2 separate regions of the Homo sapiens genome follow, and region 1 is linked to region 2. The links are chromatin contacts, found by Hi-C or POLR2A ChIA-PET in ENCODE. All regions are on one chromosome and are shown on one strand. The core of a region is the stretch at or near the end of the contact, and the rest is flanking DNA. Distances in the headings are between cores, read along the strand shown. Region 1 overlaps FNDC3B (fibronectin type III domain containing 3B). Region 2 overlaps FNDC3B (fibronectin type III domain containing 3B).

Evidence for each region. Hi-C counts contacts between places; a loop is a spot of excess contacts on that map. ChIA-PET counts read pairs that join two places held with the same protein, here RNA polymerase II (POLR2A). Pooled maps may share reads with other maps.
Region 1: a pooled map shows a loop between it and region 2 (4-fold over the local background). The contact joins two enhancer-like sites. A Hi-C loop is called at or near these places in 2 of 168 maps with a recorded cell type or tissue (GM12878 and endothelial cell of umbilical vein), 15 of 37 single-sample maps with no recorded cell type and 6 of 50 pooled maps. POLR2A ChIA-PET finds 5 or more read pairs at or near these places in 9 of 52 experiments (GM10248, GM12878, H1 and 6 more).

What each region holds. Positions count from the first base shown.
Region 1 is chr3:172,151,972-172,154,770 of GRCh38, reverse strand. The region is part of intron 3 of FNDC3B (fibronectin type III domain containing 3B); the gene reads right to left. Among named protein-coding and RNA genes, the nearest start is that of FNDC3B, 110 kb to the right of the region's middle. RefSeq lists enhancers at 1,396-1,485, 1,198-1,492. Within about 2 kb of position 1,335, at least 36 of the 41 ENCODE cell types and tissues checked have a DNase peak (open chromatin) inside an H3K27ac peak, as active enhancers do; they include endothelial cell of umbilical vein, where a contact is called at or near this core.
Region 2 is chr3:172,065,276-172,067,975 of GRCh38, reverse strand. All of the region lies in intron 1 of FNDC3B (fibronectin type III domain containing 3B), which reads right to left. Among named protein-coding and RNA genes, the nearest start is that of FNDC3B, 27 kb to the right of the region's middle. Within about 2 kb of position 1,360, at least 5 of the 41 ENCODE cell types and tissues checked have a DNase peak (open chromatin) inside an H3K27ac peak, as active enhancers do; they include endothelial cell of umbilical vein, where a contact is called at or near this core.

The sequences.
Region 1 (2,799 bases), core at 86-2,585, 87 kb before region 2:
TAACACCGTGACCCTACCAAAGGTAAAATTCCCTCACCTATAAAATTAAGGTTGTAGATTTCATCAGTGGTTTCTCAATTAAGTATGCGGGAGTGTGGAATGGTCAGGGGAAGAGTTTCCAGGGCCACTACTAAAAGAAAGATGAGCAGCTGGGCTCCGGCCTCTCTGCCCTCAGTCAGCTCCACCTGCACGTTTTGTACAGTGGGCTTTCAGGTGGGAGTAACTGAAGACAAAGTTCTACGATCACTTCTTAGAAGAAACCATAGCCTGGGCACGGTGGCTCATGACTGTAATCCCAGCACTTTGGGAGGCGGAGGACGGCGGATCACGAGGTCAGGACCATCCTGGCCAACATGGTGAAACCCCGTCTCTACTAAAAATACAAAAATTAGCTGGGCATGGTGGCACGCACCTGTAGTCCCAGCTACTCGGGAGGCTGAGGCAGGAGAATGGCTTGAACCCAGAAGGTGGAGGTTGCAGTGCACCAAGATTGCAACATTGCACTCCAGCCTGGTGACAGAGCAAGACTCTGTCTCAAAAAAAAAGAAACCATTAACGGTCTCGATCAGATTACAATTAAAGTCCCATCTCACTCTAAAATTCTGTGATACTATGACTTTTGGGGGGCCTATTAGAAGACAGTAACAAGGAGCTGTCCTGGATGCCTTCAAATAAGCAAACTCAAAAAATATTCAGTAGTGGCTGAAACAAGCGCTTATCGAGCATCAAGCGGGAAGCTGACAGCACTGAAGGGAAAACTAGGCCACAGGATTTGCTCCTGAGCAGTTTCTCAGAGTCCTTTTCTCCAGTTCCTACCAAGTTGAGGGAACTTTTTCCACCAAGACACAAACTCTAGTCTTTTGGTTTAGGTTTTTGTTTCTTTACTACCTGTCTGCAGGATAGGGCTAAGAGCTCACATCGCCACCAACCTGTGCAACAGTGTGGCTGTGAAGGCTGCAGTCCAGTCTGGCCTCCTCAAAGCATCCTCTCAGATGTTTGAGACAGACTGGGGCTTACCCCAGAAGGTAACTCCTGCTGATAAGAAATCCTTCCTAGGGCCAAACAAATCACTGTTTGACTCTTGAGGCATTCTTCACTCCTGTTTTTCTTCCTCCTCCTTCCTTCCTATAAGAAAGGTGTCTTTTAAGTATATCTACCAGGAAACCTGAATAGTTAGGCGCTTTCCCCTCTGAATTTGTTCCGTATCCCGCTGGTGATTCATGCCCCCAGCCTGCTCCTTCCTCAGTACACTGAGGTGGCTCTGTTCTGCTCAGTTGTGGGAGGCCACGTCAGCAGGAAACAGCACTGGCTGCCAGGTCACATTCAAGACAGTCTGGAGCAAGGCAGCGTGCAGCACATGCAGGACAGAGGCCGCCTCTGTGGTTTCTCCCAAGTGCAGGGAGCACTCGGCTTGGAAAAAAAGGCTGGCCTCTGAGCACTACAGCAACACCAGCTCAGGGGAGACACAGAATACTATCTTTGAGACTTTCCCCGTTTTTCAATGTTCCCCAGATATTCCCAGCTCTAGAGTTATTATTTTCTCTTCTTCTCCTTTTCTTAGAGGGCTTACTGTACTGTATCCAAATTCACATTTGGAAAAGGCTGCCACAAGCCAAATCAAACTTCATCGTGGCTTTCTGGCTCCCAAGCCCGACAGAGGAAATTCTGCACACCCCATCAACCAATCTCAGCGGTCCCGACACCCATGAGTCAGGATGGAAAACCTGACCCAGGGGCCGACACAGAAAAGTGGTCACTACAGGCCTTTTTCCTTCTAAACACATACGGTAAACACAGTAAACAAAGAAGCCATGCCAGATGTCATCATAATACCTCACAGGATGGATTCACGACAAGCAGCAAATGAATTGTTCTGTGCAAAGAGACAATGACAATACCACATTTCACGTAGCTGGCCCAGTGAGTCCAAAATCAATCCTCATGTAAACCAACATGATTAAGGGGAAAGAGCTGAAATAGCAGGGCTCCTAGGCACCTGGATTCCTAAGCATTTAATTTGTTGCAAATTTCAAACAGGGGTCCCGTGAAAAGAAGAAGTGTGATTTTTTTCAGAAACTTTGTAAGTTGAGCACGTTCCCCTCTGCTATCAGGGGAAGGGCTCTTAAAAGACAGCCCCAATGTCAAAACCTTCTCTCCAAAAATACCAGGTTTGAAGAAAAAAAAAAAAAAAAGCCCTTCCCATGGAGAATGTGAGTGGCAGAAACAGGAGAAAAAACAGGAAACAGGAGGTGAAGACAGGGAGTAGTTGAGGACATGAAGGGTACGGAGAATGGGCAATGGATGGAGAACGGACAGGAAGCAATGCAACACACCCGTGGAAACACAGCAAAGGCAGTCTGATTCTGATCCTGATTCTGACAATTTTGCCAGGCACTGCGCTACTACTTAGAAGGCGTTAAGTACCCCATACATACACACAGAAACCCAAATGCAAAAGGAGTGGGGAGTGAAGGGGTGAGGCTTCTAAGAGAGGTCTACAGCAATATGGGCATGAAGAGTGAGCCAGTAAAGGGAGAAAACCACACAGAGCCAGGAGGCCACCTATGGCTGCAAAACCAGCGATTTTTGTGAAGAGGAATTGGCAGCCAAAACAAACCGAAATGTTATATAGGTACTTAGAGAGTTGGTGATGTAAAAGGTATTCCTTTTTATTTCCAGTCATTTGTGAACATGAAGAAGCCTGACAGACCCTCTAAAGTGAGCGGCCAATTCATCAAACCTGGTGATCAGACAGGGACTGAGTATCCACAAGTGGATATCACCAGCTCCTCTACTGAT
Region 2 (2,700 bases), core at 111-2,610:
AGGCCATGTACAGCCCAGAGGGAGAAGATGATGATGGCCTGAACGTTCTCTGCTCTCAGGAGTCATAAGTATTCTACCATTAATTCCCAGAGGAAGTCTCTTCAAAACAGACAGGAGAAGGAAACACCTATAATAAGTCTTGCAGGTTAAGTGGCAGAGAAACAAACTGGTTTCCCTAGGTCTACAAAAGAGCCTGTTCTGTAGTACTAACTCTTGGACCACAAATCCCTAACAAGATGCAAACTTCTGAAGATTCTTAATGGGCCTGTTAAGTAATTTTTTTTTCAAGTGTGATGACATTTTGCTCCACTGATCCAGGTGCAAAGACTGTACCAAAAACCCACCAGAGACTTTGCTTCGTATAGGAAACTCTTGATGTAATTGTAGCTCTATGACTCACGGTAATTATCTTTTTAAAGAAACATAAAACACTAAGAAAGTGTACTTTTATTTTATGATCTTCTATAAAATAACAGCATTAGTATTTCATTCATAAGTGTAATAAAGTAACATCAAACAAGAAAAAAAGCAGAGTCCGACTCTGGTGCCTTAGTGAACGCAGAAAAGCCTCACAGATCAGATTTACAGTAAGCCAGACAAACTCATCTCCACACCACTTTCATCCTTCTCATCAAAAAGGTAGTAAGACTTCAAAAAGCACATCAATCAGGCCATTCTCGCTGTTTAAGACACAACCCCAAAAGAACTCAAACTAATTACAGCGCCACATTATATACAGAAAAATACCACTGCTGTCTGAATAATATCTAAACAGTGGAAATTTAAAAGGACAAAATTAGGAAGCAAAATAATAAAAGCCTAGAGGAGGATTTTGATAGCTCATGGAAGACTGGGTGAGGGTAGGAGACTGCGGACCAAGTCTTATATCTGCACAGGAGAAAGAACCAAGTTAGAAACCACTCTACATAAAGCAAGGAGGAAGAGCTGCAATCTGAGAAAAGGGTGATCTGGTACAAGACCCCTAAATCCACAATAAGAGAATATTGTGTATGTCTCAAAAAGAGAGTATTGTATATGTCTGCTACTGAACAACAGCAACAAAAATTTTTACACTTTTCAGTAAAAGTGCTTCAAAAGAGCTGCCTATGTTCACACACTCGTGCAACCAATTAAAAGTATAATAATCAAAATTAGTTCATTTTCAATGTATAGACCAGAATCTCAAAACAGATAAAAATTCCTTTCTGAAGTATGCAACTTAGTGTCACTTCTCCATGTGTAGCATTTTCTTCGAAAACACAAAACTTTGTTAATGTTCTTCTAACTCCCAAGTTACTCAGTAACCACAAGAGTAACTGAAAGCAGTCTGGGAACAGCAGCACGTAGATCCAGGTCTTAATCTGAGCCTTGTGACCAAGCTTTACTAAATGGCTCAACCCAGACAAGTCCTGAGTTTCCCAGAGGAAAATGAGCTTTATTTCCTGAAGCCTGTAGCCACCTCTGTCCTGAAAGGACAGGAAATTGTAGTCATTTTCGCCAAAACTATATGTAAACAGGCTGCAGAAGGGAGTTACCTAGATATTGCCTTGGGCAGATATTACCTCCCAAAGTCTCAGTTTTCTCATCAGGAAAATAGGAATCACATCGTTCCCCTTCCAGGGTTGATATGAAGGTACACAAGATCATATGTGGAATTTAAGATGCTCTAATGCCTAAAATGGCAAAACTTGGTGTTAGTATCATTATCGCCTCACTGCTCATCTCCCCAGGCCCACCTCCCACCCATATTGAACACCCAAACGTCATCATTACCCCTAGCAACCACAGAATCATGGGAAGACAGAACAGATGAAGTTTGGTAAGCTACTAAATAACAGTTGTGGGCTAACAGCCAGGTTATCAGACAAGCAAACGCAACCCAAATGAAGCTTCTTACCTGCATTTCTACATCAGCTACAATGGTCTTGGTGTATCTCTACATTCCAAGCCTTCATGCATCCTTTGTAAATACTAAGAATCAGGGGTATTTAGGTTGACAAAGTAACTACATTAACCACATAATCATACCTCTACATCATTATCACCAAGAACAACAGTATTCCAAATATTAGACTCATAACTCTAAAGCAACAATTTCCTCCCCTCACTCTCTGGGAAAAAAGAAAGAAAGAAAAACTTTGCAGAGGAATAAAGTGGGAAGCCAGTGTTCTAATATAAACATGACAAGCCCAATTCTATCACTGCAATATACTTTCTGACTTCAGTACAAAAATCTTTTCTGACCATCTGGAGCTACTCCAGGCATGAGGCCAAAACTTTGTAATTCCTTTTCAAAGTAAATGACAGATCAGTAACTGCCACGTTGCTAATGCACAGCCAAAGGGAGCACCTCATATCCTATTCAATGCTCCCTGGAGTTTTACACATATAGTAAAAACAAAGTGCTTCCAAATAAACCTGCCCACTTTCCAATATTCCAAACTGAACAGCGATCCTGTCACTTTTGAACAAGGCGGCATTTCTTCGGGTGTGATCCTATTACCCTATTTCACACACAGGAAGTAGGACTTCAAGTTTCACTAAAAAGTCATATCTACACTAAAATGAATCCTATGTATGTCCACTACTATTTCAGTTCTCCAGAAATGGCACATAGGAGTCTACCAAAAATTTTTTTTCTTTTGAGTCGGAGTCTAGCTCTGTCACCCAGGCTGGAGTGCAGTGGCACGATCTCAGCTC